5 separate regions of the Mus musculus genome follow, and regions 1, 2, 4 and 5 are each linked to region 3. Evidence: chromatin loops called from intact Hi-C (ENCODE). Cell type or tissue: heart. All regions are shown on one strand.

The links. Peaks named below come from ENCODE experiments on the same cell type or tissue, not always from the same donor. Only the 100,000 strongest peaks of a DNase experiment are listed, where the experiment ranks them.
Region 1: a loop joins it to region 3, with 5 times the contacts of the local background. A loop is called at or near these places in 5 of 42 quality-filtered maps.
Region 2: it touches region 3 in a loop (2.3-fold over the local background); 8 of 42 quality-filtered maps call a loop at or near these places.
Region 4: it touches region 3 in a loop (2.3-fold over the local background); 10 of 42 quality-filtered maps call a loop at or near these places.
Region 5: a loop joins it to region 3, with 5 times the contacts of the local background. A loop is called at or near these places in 8 of 42 quality-filtered maps.

The regions. Positions count from the first base shown.
Region 1 is chr7:27,406,591-27,411,590 of GRCm38, reverse strand. It overlaps Sptbn4 (spectrin beta, non-erythrocytic 4), which reads left to right. Exons shown (of 36, transcript NM_032610.2): 14 at 2,415-3,348; 15 at 4,343-4,480. Among named protein-coding and RNA genes, the nearest start is that of Sptbn4, 37 kb to the left of the region's middle. In heart, CTCF peaks have their summits at 2,603 (motif pointing left) and 4,902 (motif pointing right); a DNase peak (open chromatin) is centred at 2,610; H3K4me3 peaks cover 1,354 bases; H3K27me3 peaks cover 4,427 bases.
Region 2 is chr7:27,447,127-27,452,126 of GRCm38, reverse strand. Blvrb (biliverdin reductase B (flavin reductase (NADPH))) reads right to left here and starts at 4,149. Exons shown (of 5, transcript NM_144923.3): 1 at 3,931-4,149. The coding sequence starts at 4,009. It also overlaps a transcript of Sptbn4 not described here. In heart, CTCF peaks have their summits at 2,658 (motif pointing right) and 4,510; DNase peaks (open chromatin) are centred at 2,646, 3,296, 4,246 and 4,976; H3K4me3 peaks cover 3,193 bases; H3K27ac peaks cover 1,722 bases.
Region 3 is chr7:27,523,766-27,528,765 of GRCm38, reverse strand. It overlaps Hipk4 (homeodomain interacting protein kinase 4), which reads right to left. Exons shown (of 4, transcript NM_001033315.2): 1 at 4,785-5,000; 2 at 114-470. Among named protein-coding and RNA genes, the nearest start is that of Hipk4, 3.0 kb to the right of the region's middle. In heart, a CTCF peak has its summit at 2,117 (motif pointing right); a DNase peak (open chromatin) is centred at 2,115; H3K27ac peaks cover 788 bases.
Region 4 is chr7:27,435,170-27,440,169 of GRCm38, reverse strand. All of the region lies in intron 2 of Sptbn4 (spectrin beta, non-erythrocytic 4), which reads left to right. Among named protein-coding and RNA genes, the nearest start is that of Sptbn4, 8.9 kb to the left of the region's middle. In heart, a CTCF peak has its summit at 2,441 (motif pointing left); no DNase peak of the experiment used is centred here; H3K27me3 peaks cover 1,344 bases.
Region 5 is chr7:27,472,619-27,477,618 of GRCm38, reverse strand. It overlaps Sertad3 (SERTA domain containing 3), which reads right to left and starts at 3,779. Exons shown (of 2, transcript NM_133210.2): 1 at 3,748-3,779; 2 at 255-1,479. The coding sequence starts at 1,476. The coding sequence ends at 883. In heart, a CTCF peak has its summit at 2,727; DNase peaks (open chromatin) are centred at 2,908, 3,928, 4,238, 4,828 and 2 weaker places; H3K4me3 peaks cover 2,831 bases; H3K27ac peaks cover 3,098 bases.

The DNA.
Region 1 (5,000 bases), 120 kb after region 3:
ACTGTGGTTTGCACACCCACCATGTTTTGGTTGGTACCCAGAGATGCTTAGGAGTTGGCTTGGTTTTGTTCTACTACACTGTTGGCACGAATGGTCTTATCTGATGGCGTTTCTTGAGCTGTCTGATGCTGGTCAGCTGGTCCTGAATGCTGGAAGCCTTTTCTTTTTTCTTTTTGATGAGAAAACTGAAGCTCAGACCACAGAGCTTGCAAGATGACAAGGGAATTTCTCATTCTTCTTGGGACTATGCTACCTCCTAGAGTAAATTTGGGCTGGGGATGAGGCTAAGTAGGTAGATTCTAGCCTACGATGTGGGAAGCTCTGGATTCAGTCCTTTGTATCAGCACAAACATTGTGTTGGTGACCAACTGACTGTAAAACTTGCAGCTGGAAGATAAATTCAGGAGGCAGGCATTTAAGGTCATCTTTGGCTAAACAGAGCTCAATGTATTTGGAGGTTCTTGACGATCTATCTCAAGAAAAGAGGGAAAAGGAAAGGGGAAGGGGAAGGGAAGGAAAGAAGAAAGATAGAGTGAGCATCCACTGAGGTTTCATTAGGCTGCATTTCTTCCTTGCTGCTGGGGTGCCTGGCCACCAACAGGCTCAGGGAAGGCGAAACAGAGTCTAAGACAGAGTTCCTAGCCCATGTTTCTCCAGGTGAGAAACAGAGGGGGCTGGGACAGAGGCTGTGGTTCTTAAATTCCTGTGTACCCAGACACCGCTGGGGACCCGAGAGGAGTTGGATACAGGAGCCCACAGGCCCTCAGTGAGCCTAGGACAGAGTGGGATCTCCAATCGAGCCCCATAGTACAGAGGAGCTGGAAGAGAGGCCTACAGGAGATTTAGGCGAGGCTCTGTATGACAAAGGCCTCTGTCCCTCCCTCCTCCCCCTCCCCCGCAGGCCATCCTTGGTGAAGAAGACGGTCCTTGTTGTCCAAACTATTTTATTCATGCTAGATGAGGATGCATACATCTTACTCAGGGTGGATCAGACATTAAATACCTTTTGCAAGAAGGGATGCCCAGGAAGGGGAGCTCATTGGCTAAACACTCAGGGCCTATCTAGCTACCTCATTAGCATGGAGAATTCTAGGTTTTTATGATAGGTGACTGATTGTAATGGGCCTCTTAGTGGGGTGTCTTGGTCACATGCTCCAGGACAGGAACCTTGTTAGGAGTTCATTCTAATACCTACCATTCCCAATGATGAGATTTACCAGTTCCTCTGTCTGGTGGCATGGTTCCACTTGCCCCACACCCACACTCTTTCTATTGCCTTAGGGATGACTGTCCAGGAGGCCTCTACTGTCCTTTTCTTGTGACGACACCCCTGAGATGACCAGTAGCACTAAGGATACAACCAAGAGGCCAGTGTGGACTGTGTTGTCATGGTGATGATGTACTACTAGTCCATCACATGATTTCTTGATAGACCCTTTTCAGTGCTGGGGATTGGACCTAGGGCTTTGGTCACACTAAGCATGTGGTCTACTGATTAGCTGGCCCCCAGTTGCTCACAGGTAGCCCCTGAGCTAATACTCTAAGGCTGAGCTTGCCTTCTTTTTTTTTTTTTACTTATTTTGTAAAGCTCACTAAGTTGCTCAGGCTAGCCTTGAACTCACTCTGTAATCCAGGCAATTTCCTGAATCGCGGGGCCACTTGGCTTGGTTTTAAAGTTATTTTTAAAGATTGATTTTAGTGTGTGTGTGTGTGTGTGTGTGTGTGTGTGTGTGCACCTGTGTGAGAAAGGATGCCTGTGGAGGCCAGAATAGGTACTGAATACCATATAGCTGGAGTTACAGTCAGTAGTGAGTCAGCACATGGGTGCTGGGAACCCAACTCAGGTCCTTTGGAAGAGCAGCAAGGGCTCTTAACAGCTAAGCCACCGTTCCAGCCCCCCTTTATTGTTTTAGACAGAGTCTCACTATGAAGTCCAGGCTGGCCTTAAACTTGGGATCCTGCTGCCTCCACCTCCCAAACTCCGGGATTACAGGTGTGTGGTACTGACTATATTAGCTCCATCAAAGAGAGGTTGACTGGGATCTGCTAAATCAATTTCACAGTTATGTACATACGAACTAGGGACCTAGGTGAAAATCGTAAAATTTGAGGAATAAAGTTTATGGGACAGACCTGCCTTTAATCCCAGTATTTGGGAGACAAATCACCCTCGTTCATTGGGCTCTGCCCTCTGTGGAATGGTGTGGAAATGTGATAATGAAGGAGATAGCCTGAACCTGCCCACAGGGAACAGTTAACCCAGGTAGTGGTGTTCCATGGAAGGAAGGCTGAGGTAGATGGTGAGGTGGCGAGAATCCAGGAAAGCTTGCTCTAAGCTTGGGATGTCTGGGAAGCCTAATGAAAGGATGGCATGGGCTGGCATCTCTTCCTACCTTTTCCTTCCCCTGCCCCAGGCTATCAGCCCTGCGACCCTCAGGTCATTTGCAACCGTGTGAACCACGTGCATGGCTGTCTGTCGGAGCTGCAGGAGCAGGCAGCACGGCGGCGCGCAGAGCTGGAAGCTTCTCGGAGCCTGTGGGCGCTGCTGCAGGAGCTGGAGGAGGCGGAGAGTTGGGCGCGGGACAAGGAGCGCCTCCTAGAGGCCACGAGCGGCAGTGGTGGCGCGGCGGGCACGGCGGGCGGCGCGCACGACCTGTCCAGCACCGCTCGCCTGCTGGCGCAGCATAAGATCCTGCAGGGCGAGCTGGGCGGCCGGCGGGCGCTGCTGCAGCAGGCGCTGCGACGCGGGGAGGAGTTGGCTGCGGCGGGCGGCTCCGTGGGCCCGGGCGCCGAGCCTTTGCATTTGGCTGGCCTGGCGGAGCGCGCGGCTAGCGCTCGGCGCCGCTGGCAGCGGCTGGAAGAGGCGGCTGCGCGCCGGGAACGGCGGCTGCAGGAGGCGCGGGCGCTGCACCAATTTGGCGCCGACCTGGACGGGCTGCTGGACTGGCTTCGTGACGCGTATCGTCTAGCAGCCGCTGGAGATTTTGGTCACGACGAAGCGTCCAGCCGTCGCCTGGCGCGCCAGCACCGCGCTCTCACCGGGGAGGTGGAAGCGCACCGTGGCCCTGTGGGTGGCCTGAGGCGCCAGCTGGCGACACTGGGAGGAGCCAGTGGCGCAGGGCCGCTGGTGGTGGCTCTGCAGGTGCGCGTGGTGGAAGCCGAACAGTTGTTCGCCGAGGTGACCGAGGTGGCCGCGCTGCGACGACAGTGGCTTCGGGACGCGCTCGCCGTGTACCGCATGTTCGGCGAGGTACATGCCTGCGAGTTGTGGATCGGGGAGAAAGAGCAGTGGCTGCTGGCCATGCGTGTGCCCGATTCCCTCGACGACGTTGAGGTGGTGCAGCATCGGTGAGCGCACCCGGGGAAGCCCCCAGGGCCCCTTGCTCACCCACCCAACCTCACATGCTTTGGCTCGCCAGTTCTCATGGGGGCAATCCCAGATTTATCCGTCACTCCGGGCTTCATCAGCTTCATACTTTGGACCTCGATTTGCCCATGTGTCAAATGGGGGTAGACATCATAGCCTATGCCTCAAGCTTATGGTGAACAGGAAATGAGTTCACAGATGTGTCACCTAGCAAATACTTGCCCAGTACAGTACCTCCCAAAGCCATTTCCTGCCAGTACGCGGTTTATATTCACAGAACACATATGGATCCACTTAAAGTTTTCTACAGGCTCCTCCACACATGGGACTCCCATTAAGACAGATGTCATCTCTCTAGACAGTGAGGTGGCTCCCGCCCTGGAGCACGCCTTTAGTCTCACCACAGGCAGGCAGGTCTATGTGAATTTGAGGGCAACTTGGTTTACATAGTGACTTGCAAGACAGCCAGGGTTATACAGTGAGACCTTGTCTCAAAAATAAAAAATAAATAAAAATAAATCAAGAATCCTGGCCTGACATTTATATAGAGGGCAGGGTGGAGCATTGGACAATCGGACGTTACAGCAACCCATAGAAAAACTGGAGCCTGTGCTGGTCAGGGTTGCATGCCCTTCTGAGTTCAAGGTCATCCTCAGCTACTTGGAGAGTTTGAGGTCAGCCTTGGGCTACATGTGCTACCCTGCTTCATCACCAGCAGCAGCAAAGCCAAACCAAACCAAAAGCAAAACAGACACAAAACAAAGAAAACAAACAACTCCCTCCCAAAAATCCAGACACAGACACAAAACAAACCCCCCCCCCCCCGCAAATCCAACAACAAAAGAGTAGGAAAGAAAGAGAGAAAAATTCCTGCGAAGGAACTTGAGAAATGTCATAAAGACCTACAACTAAAGAAGTGAGCTGGCTCTTGAGAGCCCAGACCTCTGACTTCTACACCCTCTTCCTCTTCTGCAGATTTGAAAGTCTTGACCAGGAAATGAACAGCCTGATGGGCCGAGTCCTGGATGTGAACCAAACAGTTCAGGAGTTGGTAGAAGGAGGTCATCCCAGCTCCGATGAGGTGCGCTCCTGTCAGGACCATCTCAACAGCAGGTAGGTGGGTCCTGGGGCAGGAAGTTCCTCCTGCTAGCACCTTCTCTATCCATGCACTGTGAAAGCCAGAGGTGTGTGATATCAACCCTTCCGAGGTGTTGATGGGCACTTTGTAGATCAGGAAAATCTTTTTTTTTTGAAAGATTTCTTTCTTTCTTTATTCCTTTTGTTTGTTTGTTTTGGTTTTTGTTTTTTCTCTGTATAGCCCTGGCTGTCCTGGAACTCACTCTATAGACCAGGCTGGCCTCGAACTCAGAAATCCACCTGCCTCTGCTTCCCAAGTGCTGGGATTAAAGGTCTGCACCACCACTGCCCGACTGAAAGATATTTTTATTGTATTTTTAGCATGTGTGTGCGTGTATGTACACATATGTATGTGCATGTGTACACATGTGCATTTGGATGTAGTACCTGTATAGTCCAGAAGAGGGTGTAAAATTCCATGGACTAGCAGTTACAGGTGGTTGTAAGCTACCCAATGTGGGCGCATGGGATGGAACTAGGGTCTTTTGTGAGAGCA
Region 2 (5,000 bases), 77 kb after region 3:
TGGCCACCAGGCACAAGAGTGATTCACAGACAGTACATACATAAAAAAGGATAGAAAATAAAATAAAATAAAATAAAATAAAATGAAGCAAGATGCACACGCAGCTAGTAGCTACCAAACAGCACACATTTAGATCTTATCCTTCCTGAAAGACAACTTCTGTGAGATAATTAAAATACGGGCTTTTATCCTTTTCATTTATCTTCATTACTTATTAACTAGTTTACATTTATTTTACCGTGTGCGCAGGAGTCAGTTGTCTCTTTCTACCCATGTGGGTCCTGGGGATTGAACTCAGGCCATGAGGCTTGGCAGCAAGCGCCTTTACCCACTAAACCACCTTGCTGGCCCTAAAATATGTGGTGACTTTTTTCTTTAACAATATCATTTGTTACTAACATTTTGTTCATGTTTCTTGTATTTATTTATTTGTCAGAGTGTCACACTGTAGCCCACACGATCACCGAATTCACAATGTAGCTCAGGCTGGCCTTAAACCCTGTGCTGTTCCTGCTGTCTACCTCCTAACTGCAGGTGTCAAACATCTGGTCAGGCTTTCTGTTAAGCTTTTATTTTTAAGTAATCTCAGCTATAGAGAAGTTGCAAGATTCTCTAGACCTGCTTCCTCTTTTTACTTATATACATAGTATATGATATGCAGAACTTATATATTTGCATAGAAAATTCACACATGTACAAATCTGTCTGTCTTTCTGTTTCTCTTCCTATTTGAGAATAAGTTGCAAAATTCATTCACTTTTAAGGTTTTTCTTTTCCTTCCTTCCTTTTTTATTTTTGGAGGCAAAGTATTACACAAAACAGGCTGGCCTTGAACTATGTTTTCCAGAACTGGCTGTGAACCTTAAAAAGAGAGTGTGAACCTTCCACTCTCTGAGTCTTGGGAGTATAGGATTTTCTCATCATTTCTCCAGCTCTTTCAAGAATTAATAAAATAAAATAAAATAAAATAAAATCTTAACACTCAATACAAAATTTCACTGCCTGACCAGTACACATAAATTCATATGTCAATCCAACATCTGGCATTCTGTAACCTTATCCTGGCAGGAATGCAGATGATAATCAGACTGCTTGAAACAGTGGACCCCCCACTCCAAAAGTGCAACTTTCCCAAATGCCTCATGATGGCAGGAGAAGGAGGCCGGGGCCCTGTGCCAACCAGAAGAGGAAGAGATTTCATGGCTCTGACAACTTGTCAGAGCACCTTGGAGGACACAGGGTTCAACAAGATGATGGCTGTGATGACCACACCATTAACGAGAGGGATTGCGCATGCGTGGGTACCTCTTGCCTTCTATTTAAACTTGTAGCTTTCATCAAGACCTTGAAGGCTGGGTCTGGGTAGCAGAGGAGCTTCCCGACATGCTTACATTAAATTCATCTCCTTTTTCTACTTTCACTATTAGTTTTTCTCACTAATTGACCTGCTGAGGACACGTGGTCAGACCTGGCTGCCAGGGCCTAGGCTCAGATTCTAGCGACTCCCGCAGCAGCAACTTGATACATTTTGATCGTTTGTGACCAATTTAAAGCAGTCCAGCACTCACACTGAGCCCTAGTTTGAAAAGTCCTAGATTGTAACAATTTTACAAAGTGGCCATTCTTATCATACCAAGAAAGGGAAACTGAGGCAGGTTCTGGTAACTAGCCTTGGGCACACAGTGGGTAGAGAAAACCAGAGCTACATTTAAGACTGGGCTATAATCTTTATATCTGAGTTCAGTTGGCTGAGGAGTATAAGCACCCACTGGGCATGAGCCTTGGTTCTAAGCACTTTCTGCATTGTAAGTCATTTCATCAGAGTCTCAAGGCAACCCCTGTTTTTGTTGTTGTTTTGTTTTTGAGACAGGGTTTCTCTGTGTAGCCCTGGCTGTCCTAGAACTTACTCTGTAGACCAGGCTGTCCTCGATCTCACATAGATTCACCTGCCTCTGCCTCCCAAGTGCTGGGATTAAACACTTGCACCACCACCACCACCCAGCTAGCAACCTCTGTTTATCTGTTACTCTTATTTGTGTGTGTGCATGTATGGAAGTCAGAGGTCAAGTTCTTCTGAGTTGGTTCTCTCTTTCTGGGGATTTAACTCAGGTTGTCAGGTACCTTTACCCACTGACCTATCTGTCTAGCCCGCAACCATTGCTTCAATATTGGTCTTCTTTTCTCTTTTCTTTATTTATTTTACAGATATTTAGGTCTTTGACTGTAGATGACACAGTATTTGGTCACATCACTGTGGTATGTGGTAGACCTGGCTGTTTAAATACACAGGATGAACCCAGAGTCTGTTTGTTAGACCCTTGGTCCTACAAAATGACATTGAGGGACTAAAACCCAAGCCCTTCCTAGCTACTTGTTTTCCTTGACTGTGCAGTTTCTTGGGCACGCTAGGCCGCTAGGCCGTGGGGCCTACTGAGCCACGCCCCCCTCAAGCCTCTTCTCACAGGTGGATCCCAGGCAGGCGTTTCATCTCTGAGAGCTATATCCCCTAATCCCTTCCTGCCTTTTTTTTTTTTTTTTTCCTTTTTCTTTTCTTTTTTTTTTCCTCTTCCTGTTTCTGACAGGTTTTTCTGAGCCACAGGGAGAAAAAGGCCAGGCCTCCCGGAAATCCTTCGTGTAGTTCCGACTGTGACCAGCAGGGAGAGCCATCAGTAAACAGTGGTATTGGGGATTAAGGTATTTAACAGGATACTCCACAAATTCATGGTGACACAGCATTTGTCAACTTCTCTCTTCCTTTCCCTGTTCCTCCCTAGAAATGATTTATCAGCAGCTTGCTTTTGTTTTGTTGTTTTGACATAGGGTCTAAGGTTGCCCACGATGGCCTTGAACTTGCTGCGCAGCCAAGGATAGGTTTGATCTCCTGAGTCTCCTACCTCTGCCTCTCCAGGGGTGGGGGAAATTACAGGTCTACACCACCACAGCCAGCCTGTAGTTTGTTTTCTCTGGGAGGCCCAGGGCGCTCTCCTTTGCCACGAATTAAGGCCCTCATTAAGTCCCTGGGGGAAAGGATAGCCCATGGGGGGCGGGGGGATGGAACTTCTAGAAAAAGCCTCACCCAAAGCAGGAGCTGTGCTGGGAACCAGCAGGGACTGGGCTCTTTGTGGCCTCCACCCTTTTGGGGCACTCTGATAGTCAATATCTTAAGAATCGCCAAGGCTAGCAAGGGTGTGGCTCTTTATCTGGAACTTTCACGTCTGGTCCAGAGTTAACTTCTAGACTGAGGAGCCAGGGGATGATGGGGGATCCTGCGCCCTCCCCTCGGGAGGCCCCAAAGCTCAATGTCCTTCCCAGGACTTCAGTTCTTGGACTGCCCCTCTCTTATAGGGTGATCACCTCCATTCTCTTTGAAGTAAGTTGCTGCCTAACCTTTTCGATTTTCTGTTCCAGTGACCAAACTATGAGCCTGCAGACAGTTTTTTAGTGCTTAAGACCACGGACCGGAGTTCAAATCCCGACACAGCCATGTACCAGCAAGTCCTCTCCGCCTCAGTTTTCTTATGTGTCAAGTGGGGTAACACACTAGTTCCCATTCCAAATGAGGGTCACCAGAATTTTAACACGTGTAAGGAGATGGCCCGGCTGGCTGGATGCCAAGCTAGTCCTGGCTCAGAAAACCCTTTCTGGGTGTGCTAACTAGGACCACCACCACAGTTACGACATTTCATAAGAACCCCTGGTTTGCATAGAACTGTCAGAGGAGTCCTCCAGGTTCCCACAGTTAATTCCTTTACGCCTTGAACCCACATAACGCTGAATGTCAGAGTCCTCCATTTGTGCCCCCGTGACCACTTGCTGGCCCACAGGCTGGGGCACACACCGCCCCGTGTGGTCTCCGCCCGGCCCCCAGGACGACTTTTCCCAAAACTCCGCCCGGTGTTCATGACTTCCCCCACCCGCCCCGGCTCCTGCCTGCTTGCACCGCCTGCGCCAGTGTGGTGAGCCCGGTCCTGCCGGTGGCACCGAAGATCGCGATCTTCTTGACAGTCATGCTGCGGGGTCCAGGGCCGGAAAAGCTGAGAACTCCGAGGACGCGCGGGAACACAGTGGCTGCGAGGAGGCGCGCTGCGGGTCCTCCTCGACCCAGAAGGAGGGGGCGGGACCAGACAAGGTTCCAGCCTCCGCCTCACCCTCCTAATTTGGGTTCAAAGGGCGGGACCGAGGCGACCACGCCTCCCGCTGGAAAGAGCATGAGTAGGCGGAGGAGTCAAATTGCATTTCCAGAGCCCCTTCTCCGATAGGCGCTTAGACGTAGAAGCCACGCCCCTTCTAGGGAAGGGAGTGGGCGGTGCTAGAGCAGTTTGTCACTTAGCGCTCTGCCTACTAGAGACAGCCACCCTTAGTGGGCGGGGCTGAGCGGGGCGGGGCCGGCCGGGGCGTTACGCCCACCGTGCTCTCTTTGCTCACGCCCCCTTACAGACAGGCTCTGAGATGGTACTTCCCTCTACCAAAGCGTCCTCCCAACAAGCAAGAGGGGTGTGTGGGGTGATTTTGTGCCTGTGTGACCCTCAGTGACCACAAGGGACAGCATGGTTGTGGGCGACACCCGGTTTCATTCCTTGTGTTGCAATGTGAGTTGTGTATAGAGATCATTAATGTTATTTGGCGTCCATGGGGGTGATACTGTGAGGGGTACTCAGCCTGTGTGATATGGTAAGCTGTAATGGAGTGTGATACTTTCGGATTGGGAAGGTTTGGGACACCACATGGGTGCGTGATATGATCCCATTTATGTGTGACTGTGTGTGACATCAACTGAGATTCCTTTTGTGTCTTGTTGAGGCTCTGATGTATGGGTGTGTAGCAACACAGGGTGTGTCATCTTTTGTGCCTAGGCAACTGGTGTGACATTTTAAGCGTGTAAGACTATGCGATTGTGAACTTTGTGTTGTGTGAGCGTAGATACTCTGTGACACCTTGGAGGTGTGTGACATGCCTGACTGTATGTGCTATTGGTGGTGGTGGCTGTATGTGAGTGTGTC
Region 3 (5,000 bases):
ACTCAGGCTCCACATTTCACCTAGACCCTCAGTCCAGCCAAAGAGACATGGCGATATAGTATCGTCCCCACCCCCCAGCACAGGCTGTCTTCACCCTGCATGCTCCCCCATACCTTGGTCTCAGCTAGGTAGTCAGCAGAGGACTTCAGCTGCCAGGGGTTGGTGGCATCGGGGTGGGGGTTACGCTTGAAGAAGTGGTGAGCCTTGCGAGCCGCATGCAGCAAATGGGGCTTGGGTAAGCCCTGGGTCTCACAGATGTAGCGCACCTGGTCATACTCATTGTTGCCTGGGTAGAGAGGCCAGCCCAGATGTAGCTCGGCCATGACACAGCCCAGAGACCACACGTCCACCTTCTCACAGAAGGGCAGCCCCAGCAGGATCTCTGGGGCCCTGTAGAAGCGGGACTGGATGTAAGGCTCCTTCACATAGCGTACCTCACTGAATATGCTGGCCGAGCCAAAGTCGATCACCTATGGAGGACAGAGGGGATGGAGCACAGGGCAGCTGGGTTGGTGGAGTGGTAGAGATGACAGGATAGGCCCCTCCTGGGACTCATCCCTGTGTATCTCCTGTGTCTGCCTAGCTCTTGTACCTTCTACACTTCCTTTCTTATGAATGACCCTGCCTCTGTCCTCTAGCTATTGCTTCTGTGTCAGGTGTCAGGTCTGGCTCTGTCTGATTCTCTGCTTGAACTTGTGCCTATAATAGTTGGGACCCTCCCCCTGCTGTAGTGCATAGTAGGCAAGTATTCACCCATATCCTCTGTCCTTTTTGTTGGTTAGTTTTGAGACAGGGTCTCATATAGCCCAGGCTGGCTTCAACCTGGTTATGTAGCCAAGGATGTCCTTGAATTCCTGTTCTTTCACCCAGCTCCCAGCTATGATTTTAACATCATTTCACATACTATATATATATTTCCCTGAGGGGGGGTGTTGTGTGTGTTGGAGGTGTTATAGGCATATGTGGGTGTCATCACCCATGTGTGCATGTATAAGGCCAAAGGTCCTCTATCTTCCTCTACCGCTGTAACCTTATTTTGTGAGGCAAGGTCTCTTAGTGAACCTGAAACTCACAACTTTGGCAAGATAGCCGGGCCACTGAGCCCTCAGGATCTTCTTGTCTTCCCTTACATCCCCTCAGCCCTGGGATTATAAAGTCAAGCCCAGCTTTTATGGGGTCCCTGGGGATCTGAATTTAGGCTCTTCTGCTTGTGTGCAGCAAGCACTTAACCCGCTAGGCCTGAGAGATGGCTCAGTGGTAAAGAGCACTGGCTGCTCTTGCAGGGAATCCAGGTTTGGCTCCCAGCACCCACATGGCAGCTCACACCTGTCTGGAACTCTAGTTCCAGGGGGAATCCAAAGCCCTCTGACCTCTTGGAACACCATACATCCATACATTTGCACTCACATATAAAAAGAAAATAAATGAAAAAAAAAATAGAACTCCAGTCCCATGACAACAAGAGCTTTGTATTTTATTCAAGGCTGTGTCTCTGGAGGCCTGGAACTAGTAGGCATTTTACACCAATCAGTATTGTCCTCCCTTTGATTTGTGTGTCTGTCTTCCATGGTCCTAGAGATTGAACTTCAGGCAGGGTCATTCATAAGAGAGGAAATGTAGAAGGTACAATAATCTGGGATTATAGGCATGTTTCACCAGGTCTGGCTCCCTTCTCATATATATATGTATGTATATGTATGTGTGTGTGTGTGTGTATGTGTGTGTATTTGTTTTTCAAGACAGGGTTTCTCTGTGTAACCCTGGTGGTCCTTAAACTCACTCTGTAGACCAGGATGGCCTAGAACTCAGAAATCCACCTCTACCTGTACCTCCCAAGTGCTGATATTAAAAGCATGTGCTGCCACCACCCAGTGGCTCTGTCTCTCTCTCTCTCTTTCTCTCTCTCTCTCCCACTGCCTCTTCAGCTAATCCTCATCTCCCAGTGTCTCTGTCTTTGTTTCTGTGTCATGGACTGGAAAGGTACCATCCTAAAACCAAGTCCTCTAAGATCTTTACCGTCAGACACTGACAACACCCCGAAGGCCTTCAGCTTGTAATTACCAAGCTTCTTGGTAATCCATGGGCCATGGGTAGGCGCCTGCCTTTCCTCTCGCCACCAGGTGGCGCTCTTCCAGTCTCACTGTGAATTCCTGTGACTCAGGGCAGGCTGCAGCTTCCCTGCGTTTATTTATTCATTTATTTATCCATTTAGTCACCTCTTACCTCCATGCACACAAGGCCAATCATGAAATAGTTATTAGTCTGGACTCAACGCCCCCTAGGACTTCAGTGACACTGAGAGTTGAGCCAGTGTATGTGGAGTCCCTTCATTCTGAAAGCACTTGAAGGGTGCCAGCGACCCCCAGGTGCTGTGTGAGCCCTGTTAGGTCTACAGAGCTCTCTTCCTCTCGGCTCACTGTCCTTCCATCCAACAGGGCAGAAATACCCATCTCTTCCTGTCTCTGTGTCTCTAACATTCAGTGGGGCACGGGGAGAGGCACAGTATAGGCAGCTTTGGTCCAGCCCTGCCCTTGGGTGCTGCTGCCAGCCCAGTCATCACCAGTGCCTTGCTGACAGATAAGCAGGCAGAGGAGTCTGAGCTCTGATGGAGGAGGCACAAGAGGGGTGTCTGAGTAGGTTGATGAGGCCCAGACAGAGGCTCAGCAGAAGTGGGATCTAGGGGGAACAAGGGACAGCTTAGGTGCCCACCCAGGGTCAGGAACAGGAACAGAGGCTAGAACCACCTTGCATTTGTCTAGATCCGCAGGCTCTGGCTCAACTTGAGCCCACTCAGCCTCTCTCACATCTTTTCTTTAAAGATGAGGTCTCAGGTAGTGCAAGACAGACCTTGAAAGTGCAAGCTGACCTTGAACTTGTTTAACAGCCAAGGATGACCTTGAATTTTTAATCCTCCTGCCTCCACTTGTGCAGTGCTGGAAATATAGGAGGCTGCCACAATGCCCAGCTGCCCCTCACACTTTTTCATTTTTAAACTGAATTTAGTGGGGGGAGGGATATGCAAATGCAGTGGTATATGTGTAGAGGTCAGAGGACAACTTCCAGAGTCAGGAAGTCAGTTCTCTGCTCCCACCATATGGGTTCTGGCTACTGGACTCAAGTCCTTAGGCTTGGCAGCAAGCACCTGAACTGGCTGAGCCATCTTGCTGGCCCTTCTTTTTCTAAATGTATGTGTAGATGTTTGTATGCGTGTGCACATGTGTGTCATCACACATGCATCGCATGTCTTCTATCGCTCTCTAACTTTTATATATGAGATAAGATCCCTCCCCTCCTGGAACACCGAGCCTGCTGATTGGCTAGACTGGCTGGCCATCAAGCTCTAGGAATCCTCCTGTCTCTACCTCCCCTACACTGATATTACAGGTGTGCTGCCACAGCCGTCTTTTCATGGGGATGGTAGGGGTCTGCACTGAGGTTTCCATGCTTGTTCAGCGGGGACATTACTATCTGAGCATCTCCCCAGCCCCTCTCCCTCACACTGTGAAACCCATCAATCAATTCTAATTCTGTTGTCTCTAGCTCTAAAATCTGCCCGGAATCCACGAATGCCCCAGTTACATCTTTTACCTGGGACTCCTCTTGGATCACCCCATCTGCTTTCTTGGTCCTACTTCCCCCCAAGATGAGCCCCTAAGTCAGAGCCCATCCTGCTGCTCTGAATTCGTCTGCAAGCCTAGCGTGTTGGTGTGTAACTTTGAGCCCATTGTTTGGGAGGCAGAGGCAGGAGGATCTGCCATGAGTTTGAAGCCTGCCTCGTCTACATAGTAAGTTCAAGGCCAGCCAGGGATACATTGTGAAACCATGGAGGGAGATATACATACCAAAACAAAACCAATCTTGACTGTGCCTATGAGGATTTGTGCAACCCCACCCCTACCTCCTTGGTGTCCTTTTCTCCCTCTTTGCTCCCCATCATTTGTGCTTCAACTGCACAGAACTCCCCTGTGTGTTGCTAGAATACTTAGACATGCTCCTACCTCGAGCCTTTGTGCTGGCTCCTCCTTCATCCTGGAAACTCATCCCTTCTCCATGGCCTTCTCTTCCCCTCAAGACCACCTGAAGTGTGACCTCCCTGTCTACCACTTCCCATGTCTGAGCAGTTCCCAGCCTCTCTCTCCTGTTTTCTCTGGTCTCACATCCACAACACGCTTTACTTCTTACCCTGCTACCATCTCCCCCACTAGAATGCCAGACCCACGAGGCCCAGACCTGAGCCAGAAGAAGTAAGCCAAATGGGCAGGGTTGGGCGGACTCAGGACCTAGAGGGGAGGCACAGAAGACCTCCAGTCTTCGATAGAAAGGACCTCAGAGTTGAGATGGAGAAGCCAGGTAAGATGGTGAATGCCTGTAATCCCGGTACTTGAGAAGGGAAACCCACTCAAATTCCAGACCAGCCTGGACTCCCTGAGATCCTGTCTTCAAAAAACAAAACACAACAAAGCGAGCTGGCTGTGGTGACTTACGTGACTACTAGCACTTAGGTCGTGGAGGCAGGGAGGGCAGATAGGCCATGAGCTCAAGTCGTCCTCAGCTACACAGTGAGTTCAAGGCCAGCCTGTGCCACATCGACTCTGTCTCGAAAACAAAACAAAACAAAGCAAGAATTGGGATGGGATACAGAAGACAGCCAGAGAGCAGCAAGGAGGGGCAGCTTGGGGTTCAGGGACACCCGGAGCTGCGTCACGGAACTGACTAGGGAGACCCATGTGTTAGCAGAGCATCCAAGAACTAAGCAAAGCCATTTCCCAGGCAGCCTCACTCACCTTGACCCTGAAGGGGCAGCGCGTCTGGTCTACCAACATAATGTTTTCAGGCTTGAGGTCAGCGTGGATGATGGCCAGTTCCTTGAGCCGGGCCAGCGCTCTTAGTACCTGCAGTGTGACCGTGCGGATGTGCCTGGCAGGAAGGGGTGCGAAGTTGTTCTCTTTCTGGAACTCAAAGAGGTTTTGCTCCAAAAGCTCGAAGACCAGGTAGAACTT
Region 4 (5,000 bases), 89 kb after region 3:
TTTCTCCTTGACTCTGGGCTAGTCTTTTTTTCTGAGCTAGTCTTGAAGCCAAAAACTCTAGTCCTCCTTTTGTTTCTGGTCATCTCAGAGCTGGGGTCACAGGCCTGGATGGGATGCCTGGCTCGTTATATGTACATGCTGGCATCCAAACTTCAGGTCCTGATGTTGTATAAGCGAATCGTCTTAACCACTGAGCCATCTCTCCAGCCATTGTTTTCTGCTTGTTTTGCACTGTGTGCGCGCGTGAGGTACACGCGTAGGTGTTCTTGCCATGGCATGCATGGCATGTGGAAGTCAGAAGACAACTCTGTTGAGTCGGTCTGTCCTTCCACTTTTAACTGGATCTCAGGGATTGAACTTAGGTCACCAGACTTGCACAAGCAACAAGCAACTGCCTTTACCCACTGAGCTATCTCACTAGCGCTGTTTCCTTTCCTTGCTTACTTTTTAAAAAAATTAATTAATTATTATTATTACTACGAATACAAGATCTCATTTATATCCCACATCAGCCTCCTGAGTACTGGGATTGCAGATGTGTGTCACCACATGCCTAATGACAGTGTCTCGCTTTGTGGTTTAAGCTGGTGTCAAACTCTCAGTGTTTCTGCTCAGCTTCCCGACTACTAGGATGACAGACATTGATCACTGTGCCTGGCGCCCTGCACTCCCGTATGTCTGTGGCTTATCCACTCAGTATGAAGCATGTGAGTTTCAGCCACCATGCCCTGTACCTACAGCCCCTTTCCTTGCCATCTAATATTCCACAGTGTAGACATACCACAGCCTAGCTATTGCTATGCTTTTGAGCTGCTTCACGTTGGGACTGTTGCAGATGGGGATCCTGTCAGCTTCTAGCACAGATTTTGGGTGGGGCACACACATTTCTGGGTTCACAGTGAAGCTGTGGTGAAGTTTGTGGCAGGAGCACGTGAGGCAGGGAATCCTTATATCTTGATAGATCAGAAACAGATAGAGTAGGTAAGAGCTAGTTAACCTTCCACTCCACACATAACGACCTCTTTATACTAGCCTGATCCCGCAGCCTTCAAAAGAGGACCATTAGAAACAACAAGGAAACAAACAAACAAAACAACAAACAAACAACAACAACAACAACAAAAGGGAAGGAAGCTGGGCAGTGGTGGCGCATACCTTTAATCCCAGCACTTGGGAGGCAGAGGCAGGTGGATTTCTGAGTTCGAGGCCAGCCTGGTCTACAAAGTGAGTTCCAGGACAGTCAGGGCTATACAGAGAAACCCTGTCTCGAAAAAACCCAAAAAACCAAAACCAAATAAAAGGAAGGAAGGAAAGGAAAAAAGTTCACTAACTGGGAACCACGTGTTAAAAAGCTAGGAGATGTTTCCGAATTAAGCTATAGCAGTGTCTATCTGATTTAATGGAAATGGTCCATTTTCTTTCTTTCTTTTTTTAAAAAAGATTTATTTATTATTATACATGAGTACACTGTAGTTGTCTTCAGATACACCAGTAGAGGGTATCATATCTCATTATGGGTGGTTGTGAGCCACCATGTGGTTGCTGGGATTTGAACTCGGGACCTTCGGAAGAGCAGTCAGTGTTCTTACCCGCTGAGCCATCTCTCCAGCCCAATGGTCCATTTTCTTTGTTGTTGTTGGTTTTTTTTTCTTTTTAAAACCATTTTTCCATCCCCATCAGGACTGTGTGAAAGATTAGAGGCAGGCCTGTGTCTACACCTCAGCACTCTCAGCACGTGGATAATGGAGGCAGGAGATCAAGGTCATCTTTGGCTACTTAGTTTGAGGATAGCCTGGTCCACACAAGACCCTGTCTGAACAAAACATTGATCTGCAGGTGGGGGCCAGAGGTTGACATTACAAGTCCAACTTGCTCTTGGTGTCTTTTTTTTTTTTTTTTTTTTGGAGATAGCATCTCTCAATGATCCTGGAGCTTTTCAGTTTGGCTAGACTGGCTGGCCGGCAAGCCCTGTAGACCAGGCTGGCCTTGAACTCAGAGAGCTCCTTGCCTCTGCCTCACGAATAAGGGCCTAACTTTTAAACATAGGTTCTGATGCACCAAATTCAGGTCTTTGTGCATGTGTGTGCACGTGTGTGGAGGCAAACACTTTCAGACTGCCCTCCCTCTCAAACCCTTTAGCATAGATTTCAAGCATGGGGATGTAAGGGCTGAGAGATGCTAGGGGAAGAGTAGGATAAGGTCTGGTAGACCAGGCCTGGAATTCCATCCATTGGGAAACTGAGGCAGAAGGATCAGGAATTCAAGGCCACCCTTGGCTCCATAGCAAGTTTAGGGCAGTCCTGAGCTATAGGAGACGCTGTGTTACAAATGGGCTGGAGAGATGGCTCAGCTGTTTAGCGCATTTTAAGCTTTTGTAGAGGACTCATGTTCACCTCCCATCACACTGTAACTCTAGGTTCAGGGAATCTGGTGCCCTCTGCTGGTCTCTGCAGGCATCAGGCACGCATGCAGTGCACTTAACACAGGTAAAACAGTCACATAAAAAGAAATAGATATAAAAAAGAAGAGGAAAGTTGGAGCGGTGGTGCACGTCTTTAAGCCCAGCACTTGGGAGGTGGAAGCAGGCAGATCTGTAAGTTTGAGGCCAGCTGGTCTACAAAGAGAGTTCCGGGATCTCAAAAACAAAATGATACAAGAGGAAAACAAACAAAACAGGTTGGATGTGGTGGTACATGCTGCTCATCACACCAACAGGGAGGCAGAGGCAGAGGCAGAGGCAGAGGCAGAGGCAGAGGCAGAGGCAGAGGCAGAGGCAGAGGCAGAGGCAGAGGCAGAGGCAGAGATCTAAGATCCTCTTTCAAACAAACAAATAAAGAAACAAACAAAAATACAAACACAAAGTCAAACAACAACAACAGAGTGAGAAGAAAAACAAATCTTTGATGAGGGAGTAGTAGTACAGGCGAACGGTAACAGCACTCGGGAAGTTAAGGTCAGAGCCCAGGAAGCTCAAACCTCCCCTGGGTAGCAAAATTAGTTCAAAGTCAATCTGCACAACTTATTGTGATTGTTTCAAAACAAAAAGTAAAAAGATGGCTGGGGTGTAGCTCAGTAGTGCACCTGCTTAAAATACCCCAGTGAGGGGCTGGGGGCATGGCTCAGTGGTAGAGCGGCCCATGGCTTTCTAGCTTGTAGGAGTTGGGGAAGGATTGGGAAAGCCAAGATACAACTTCCTTTTTTTTCTTTTTCTTTTAGGCTTTTAGTTATGAAATACAATTCTCTGGAACTTAAAACGATGGAACAAACAGGGAGTGATCAGTCACTGTATTTATAATGAGCACAGGGCACTTGGGAAACAGGGCAAGAGAATTCCTTGACTTGAAGGGCAGTATCAGTCTCAGAGTGAGACCTTGTCTCAGAAAACCAAACACAGGGATGGAGAAGTGGTTCGGTGGTTAAGAGCCTCGGTTGTCCATTCCGAGGGCCTGGGTTTGATTCTCAACATTCATATGACAGCTCACAACAGTCTATAACTCCAGTTCCATGGGACCTATCCCCTCTTTTGATCTCTGAAGGCACCAGATATGCACATGGCACACATACATACATATAGCCAAAGCAGTTGTATACATAAAATTGAAAAATAATTAATATTAAAATTAAATATGCAGATTTCTGCATAGTTAATGTATTACTCAGGACCTCTATGCCCTCACTGTATTTGATGCTTCTCTTTCTTGATGTCCATGATCCAGAATATCAAGTGGAAATTTCCAGAAATAATAATTATATTATAGTATACATTTTATTAGATCACATTATTTTTCTGTTCCACTTAATTAATTTATATTGTTTTGTTTGTTTGCTTGTTTTGAGACAGTCTCCCTCCATATCCCTGACTGTCATGGAACTTGCTCTGTAGATCAGGCTGGTCTCTAAGTCATAGAGATCCTCCTGCCTCTGCCTGCCAAGAGCTGGGATTAAAGGCCACTGTTTTTTGTTTGGTAGAGCGAGGCTGAGACTACCTTTCACAGCCAAGTCTGGACTTGAACTTCTAACCCTTTTCCCTCTGCATCCCACATTGAAGTACAGGTATAGACCATCACACCAGCCTGCAAATTCAAATTTTAAAGCCTTTTAGTTTTAAGCTAGGCAAGTGGTCCATGCTTGTGATCCTGGTCTGGAAAGACTGAGGCAGAAGGATGGTGAGTTCAAGGCCAGCCCATGCTATAAAGTAAGAATCGATGTCAACAAGTGAATAAATCAATATACTTTAAGATATTTAAAGCATAGCTCAGATGATAAGATTCCACATGAAGAAAAGGAAAAGCATCCAGGCGCAGTGTTCATGCTTCTCGTCATTCCTGGGTTTGAGAGGTGTGAGGAGGGAGAGTTTAAGGCCAGCCTCAAAGCAAGTTCAAAGTCAGCCTGGAGTACATGTGACAAAAAGTTAAAAAAAATAAGAAAGAAAGAAAGAAAGAAAGAAAGAAAGAAAGAAAGAAAGAAAGAAAGAAAAAAGGAAGGAAGGAAAGAAGAAAGAAAGAAAGAAAGAAAGAAAGAAAGAAAGAAAGAAAGAAAGAAGACTATAAAGTCAAAGAGATGGCTTAGTGGTCGGGTGTGTGATGTAAACCCGAGTTCAACTTCTAGGATTCAAATCTCACTTCGTGGAGAAAAAGTTCTGACTCCCACAGATTGTCTATGAGTCCTCCACACAGGCAGTTTGTGGCACACGTGTCCCAGCACTCATGGTCCCCTCCTCCCCACCCCCTAAAAAAAGGAAGAAAGAAGGAATGGAGGGAAGGGACAAGGAGAGGGGTGGGGAAATGTTTTGTGGGTAACGGTGCTTGCTACAAAAGCCACATGACCTGATTTTGGTCTTCAGACACACAGTGGAAGGAACTTGTCCTCTAATCCATAGTATATGATCCATTCAATAAAAAAATATGTTTAAAAATACTTAAAATAAGGAGGGAGATAGTTAGCTAGAATCATATTACACATGTGCATACATGCACGCACCCATACACATGCATGCATGC
Region 5 (5,000 bases), 51 kb after region 3:
TTGTTTTTGTGTTTTTGAGACAGGGTTTCTCTGTGCAGTCCTGGCTGTCCTGGAACTCACTCTGTAGACCAGGCTGGCCTGGAACTCAGAAATCCAACTGCCTCTGCCTCCCAAGTGCCTGGATTAAAGGCATGCGCCACCACCGCCCGGCTGCTCTACTTTTGTTAAGGAAAGGATGTTAAGTATTGGAGAAACTTAGCAGGCTCTTCCCCAGATCACCCCAGAGATGTTTACAGATTTAATTACAATTCCAATATTTCCAAAATGCTTTTATTAGAAAAAAACAAAAACAAAAAAACAAGAACAACAACAACAACAACAAATTTCACTCAAAAAATCCCCCCAAACCAACCAACCAACCAACCAACCAACAAACATACGCCTCTGCAAACCCTACCTCCTCTTTCCTCTTAAGTAGCACAGCATGGAGCTGGTAGACTTCTGCCCTATTGCACATGGTCCGGCCTGGTTATGAATCAGGAGGCTGCTGGTACTGGGGTCCTGCCAAGAGGTTGAGTCTGTCCGGAGACCAGCCCCTCCATCACCCCTTGACAGGTCCAGTTTTATCTTCCCTGAGACCCTAGTGGTCATAAGGACAGTGGGAACTGGAGGCAGAAGAAATGTGTAAGCGAGGAATCTAGACTCCCTGAAATAGAGTCTCCTTAAGGCATTCGGAAGAGATAAATTAATTGAGGAAGACGCACCTTCACGGAAGGCTGTGGCAACCAGACACGCACACATGCAGGACAGTTTGTGGAATCCTGACATAGGAGGAAAGGAGGCCACACAGTCTCTGTCTAGCGCCTCCGCCACGCACACATACAAGAGTCCCATCTAAGGCCCAGCGCACTGAGGCTGACGCCCGGAAGAATCCCATCAGCTTTAGGATCCCAGGATGATTTCCATGATGTGGTCCAGTTCATTCCACTCCCAGGATCCTGGGCTACAGAAGAGGCTGTGCGGCGGCTCCGGGGGTGGAAGTGCAACGTCCTTTTCCACCGCAGATGTATCAATGTCCAGAAAGAAGTCATCCAGGCCAGAGTCTCCCAGGTACCTTGAGCTCAGAGCTTCTAAGAATACAGGATCAGCCTGGGACACGATCTCATTCTGGGGACTCGAGGAAGCTGCTGGATTCAGAGGCGGCTCCATCTCATCCATGGATGTATCTAGCTCCCTGAGGATGGAACCGATGGTGGTAGATAGGGAGAAATCTTCTTCACCTAGGAAGAGAGGTTCCGGGGGCAGGGCTGGTGCTGGAGCGAGGCGAATGGCAGCCTGGAGCTGCTGGAGTGTGTTGTGGATAAGGACGTGCCTGCGGAGGCTGGGTGCTCTGGGGCCCAGGCTGCGCTGGACTTTGTCCAGAGAGATTCGGAGCAGGGCTTGCTGGTAGCTCCGAAGAGCTGTTGGACTCCAGTCCCACTTCTCCTCTTCCTCCTCCTCTTCCAAATCAGAATGTTTCCTCTTTAAGCCTCCCATGTCCTGTGAAAAAAGAGTGGAGTCAGATACCTTGGGACCTTACTTCTTCAAGCAAGCCTGTGTAGCTATGGGAAGCTTTTGTGTGTGTGTGTGTGTGTGTGTGTATGTGTGTGTGTATCAGAACCTCCATTTAAAGTGCACAGAGAATCCCACAAGGCTAAGAATGGGTAAATTAATGCATGCAATGTGATTGAGAGAACAAGATGCAGATAGGATTGCTGGGACTGGTAAGTGAGTGTGAGGAGGGGTGCACAGGACACAGAGTGGGAGCAGGTAGTAGTGAGGGTGGAGAGACTCCTGTAGCTGTCACCTCCTCTGTATTAAGGAGGCAGTGAGTTCAGATGTTCAAGGTCACCCTCAGCTAGGCAGTGTCTCAAAAATAAAAGGAGCTGGAAAAATTGCTGAGTGGTTACGAGCACTGTCTGTTCTTCTAGAGGATCCAAGTTCGATCCCCAGAACCTGCATGGATGGCTCAGGACTGCCTAAAACTCCACTTTTAGAGGATCCATGGCTTCTTCTGGCCTCCTTTGCCACCAGGCACACAAGTAGTGCCCAGACAAGCATGCAGGCAAAACATCCATACACATAAAATTTAAAATAGGAAAATGAACAGAAAAAAAAATTGCAGATGGTGTCCTATGCCATTAATTTCAGCACCCATCCAGGAGGCAGAAGCAGGTAGAGTTTAATATGGTCAGACAAACCTGTCTCAGAAAAACAAAAAAGCCCTAAAACAAATCACCAAAACATCCGGGCATGGCTTGAGTATCACTTGTCTGTGGTAGGCACAACGTTGAATTTACATTATGGTAATCAATTTTAACATTTGGAAAGTGAAAATCCTAACTCTGGTCTCAATAGATCTTGTTATTGTTTTCCCACAATACTTTTTTCCTAACAGGTCACAGGACAAACAGGTATGGAGCACAGAGTAATGGACCAAACCCAAACTTGAGACAGGGTTTCTCTGTATTGCTCTGGAACTCCCTATGTGGATCAGGCTGTGTCTCGAACTCATATCGTACCGCCTCTTCCTCCCTGAAGGCTGGGATTAAATGTGTGTGAGACGAGGCTTAGCTGGGACGTGTGTGTTTAAATTCTTTTTTTTTTCTCCTTTTTTAACAAGAATATTTCTGTCCGTACCTGCTTCCTACAATTGAGTCTATGACCTCTCAAAAGAGAGGGAGTATTTCCCAAACTCCGACCCAAAGGAAAGCCAGCTAGAGCGAAACTAACCACAAACTGCACCCTCTAGCGACCAGTCCAACCCAATCATCTCTTTTTATAGGCACCACCCTTCCCTGGGTCGCTAGACCAGACCCAAGAACACCTCAATGTATCCTCAGGGCCTTCTGGGAACTGTGGACCCAAAGGCTCCAGGCAGAGCTTCGGCTGTCGCGTTGGAACTACAATCCCCAGAAGGCCCAGCACACCCAAGAGACTGGACACGCCCGCCCTCTCTGAGAGCATGCGTACGGGAGCTCCGGCTGGTGGGGGAAGGGAACCCGGACTTCAGCTGCCCAGCGGCCGCCGAGCCCCGCCCTCTACTGCCTTCGGGGCGGTGAATCCGAGCTCCACGCCCCGAGCGCCCCTCCCCCACCAGGCTTCAGTCAGAAACCTGTTTTCTCTGGGTCCCTATCACCCCAGGAAGTTCTGGATTCTTCCCCAAACTGTCCTCGGTGTGCAGAGGTCCAAATCCCATCACATCGCCCAAAGACGACAAATAACTCTCGGGTACATAGTTCCGCCGGCGAAACTGGATATCCCAATTCTGAGACCTCGTCCCAAATCTCCCCTCATTCGGCTCCACTTTCAAATGACTCTGGCTTTCCAAATACCCAGTCCGGCTCCGAGACCCAGTCAGTGAACTCTTCCCCGGCATTCCCTTCTCACGACGGCGTCTCAGAATCCAATACTCGGTTCCTCTAGTTCCCGGGTTCCTCTAAATGCTTCATATCCTAGCCTTAAAACGCTCACTTTGTCCAGAACACCGTGGAACTCCAAACTCAGCCTATTCTTCGAGACTCAAACTGTCCTACACTCTCCTCCAAAGTTCTTTCTCCGTTTTCCTGGCTTCTCCAAACTCCAACTCCTGAGTAATCCTGCTCCCCCTTCGGTGCTGATGCTGGAATTCAGCCTTCCACCCTCCAATGTCCATCAATCACACCAATCTGCTCTCCACTCGGGATACCCCGCTTCCGCCTACCGTGGGGGCGCGCCCCCGTCCTCCTCTAACTCCAGGGAAATCTCACACAGGCGGCCACTCCTCACCTCGGCTGCCAGGGTCGCCACGACTACCTCCGACAAGCCTGCAGGGTTGGGTTCCACCAGTGCTGGGTAGAAGTCCGGCTCACTTTCCCCGGGCCTCTGGGTCTGGCTGGGGGCCACTCGGCTCCTCCCCGGAGGCCAGTCGCAAGCCAGGATTGGTTGGAATCCTGCCCGCCGCGGGGCGCCATTGGCTAAGAGGAGCCACGGATGCTAGGCCCCGTCCATCACTGGGCCGGGTCCGGTTTAGGTTGGCTACTGGTCAGGGGGCGGAGCGGAGTCTCCACGGTGGAGTCTGGTAACGCCGTCAGAACTGCTACTTTGGACCCAGCTGTGTTTCTCACTCCTCTGTTTCACTGCAGACCCCTTATACCAGACCCCACTGAAGAGTGACACCGGGTGACACCATTCTCCCCTCCCTGCGGTTTTGCAGGCTTGGGGCAGATGGTGGAGGCCACGCCCCCCGGAGTTCCGAAGGCTGGGTCAAACCGGAGGGCGGGGGGGGGGATGACGCACTAGACAGCAGCCAATAGCATGATGCGGCTTGCGTTGCCTGAACGACCGCAGCCCCGCCCCTTAGCTGGCGGAGCTCTGCTTCCCCACCCCCAACCCGTCTTGTAGGAGGAGTCTATGCTTAACCTAGAGGGGTCTGCTGCTTGTTTGGGGGAACCTCCTGGATCCCAGGCAACGCTTTCGTTTTCCGCATTTGTCTGCCTGTTGCTGTTTACTCTTAAAGACTGCTCACAACTCTGGGAACAAACTCAAACTTATTATTATTATTATTATTTTTAGTTTTGGGGATTTAACATTTGAGCATTTTGAACAAACACCGTAGAACTGAGCTAAGATTTAAAATTTTGTGTGTGTGTGTGTGTGTGTGTTTAATTTTGTGATATGGTTTCGTAGTGAAGGGTTAGCTTGCTCTTCACTATTTGGTCTCTGGTACCCTCCTTCCTGTTTTCTAGGACTCACTTTCGGATTCTTTTTGTTTTAGGCAGTCTCGTGAAGCAGGACTCCAGTGTAGACAAGGGCCTTGAAATTCTAATCATGCTTGGCTTCCATATTGCTAGTCCTGGAGCTGCAGGTGTGTCCCTAAAGAAAATTCCTTTTGCTTAGTTTTTGTGGTGTTGGGCACGGAACACCGAGGTGGTGCTAGCCAAAGTACTCTTATCACTGAGCTACATCCCCAGCCACTTTTTTGTTTGTTTTCTGAGACAGCGTTTTGCTGTGTAGCCTAAGCTATTCTGGAATCTTTCATC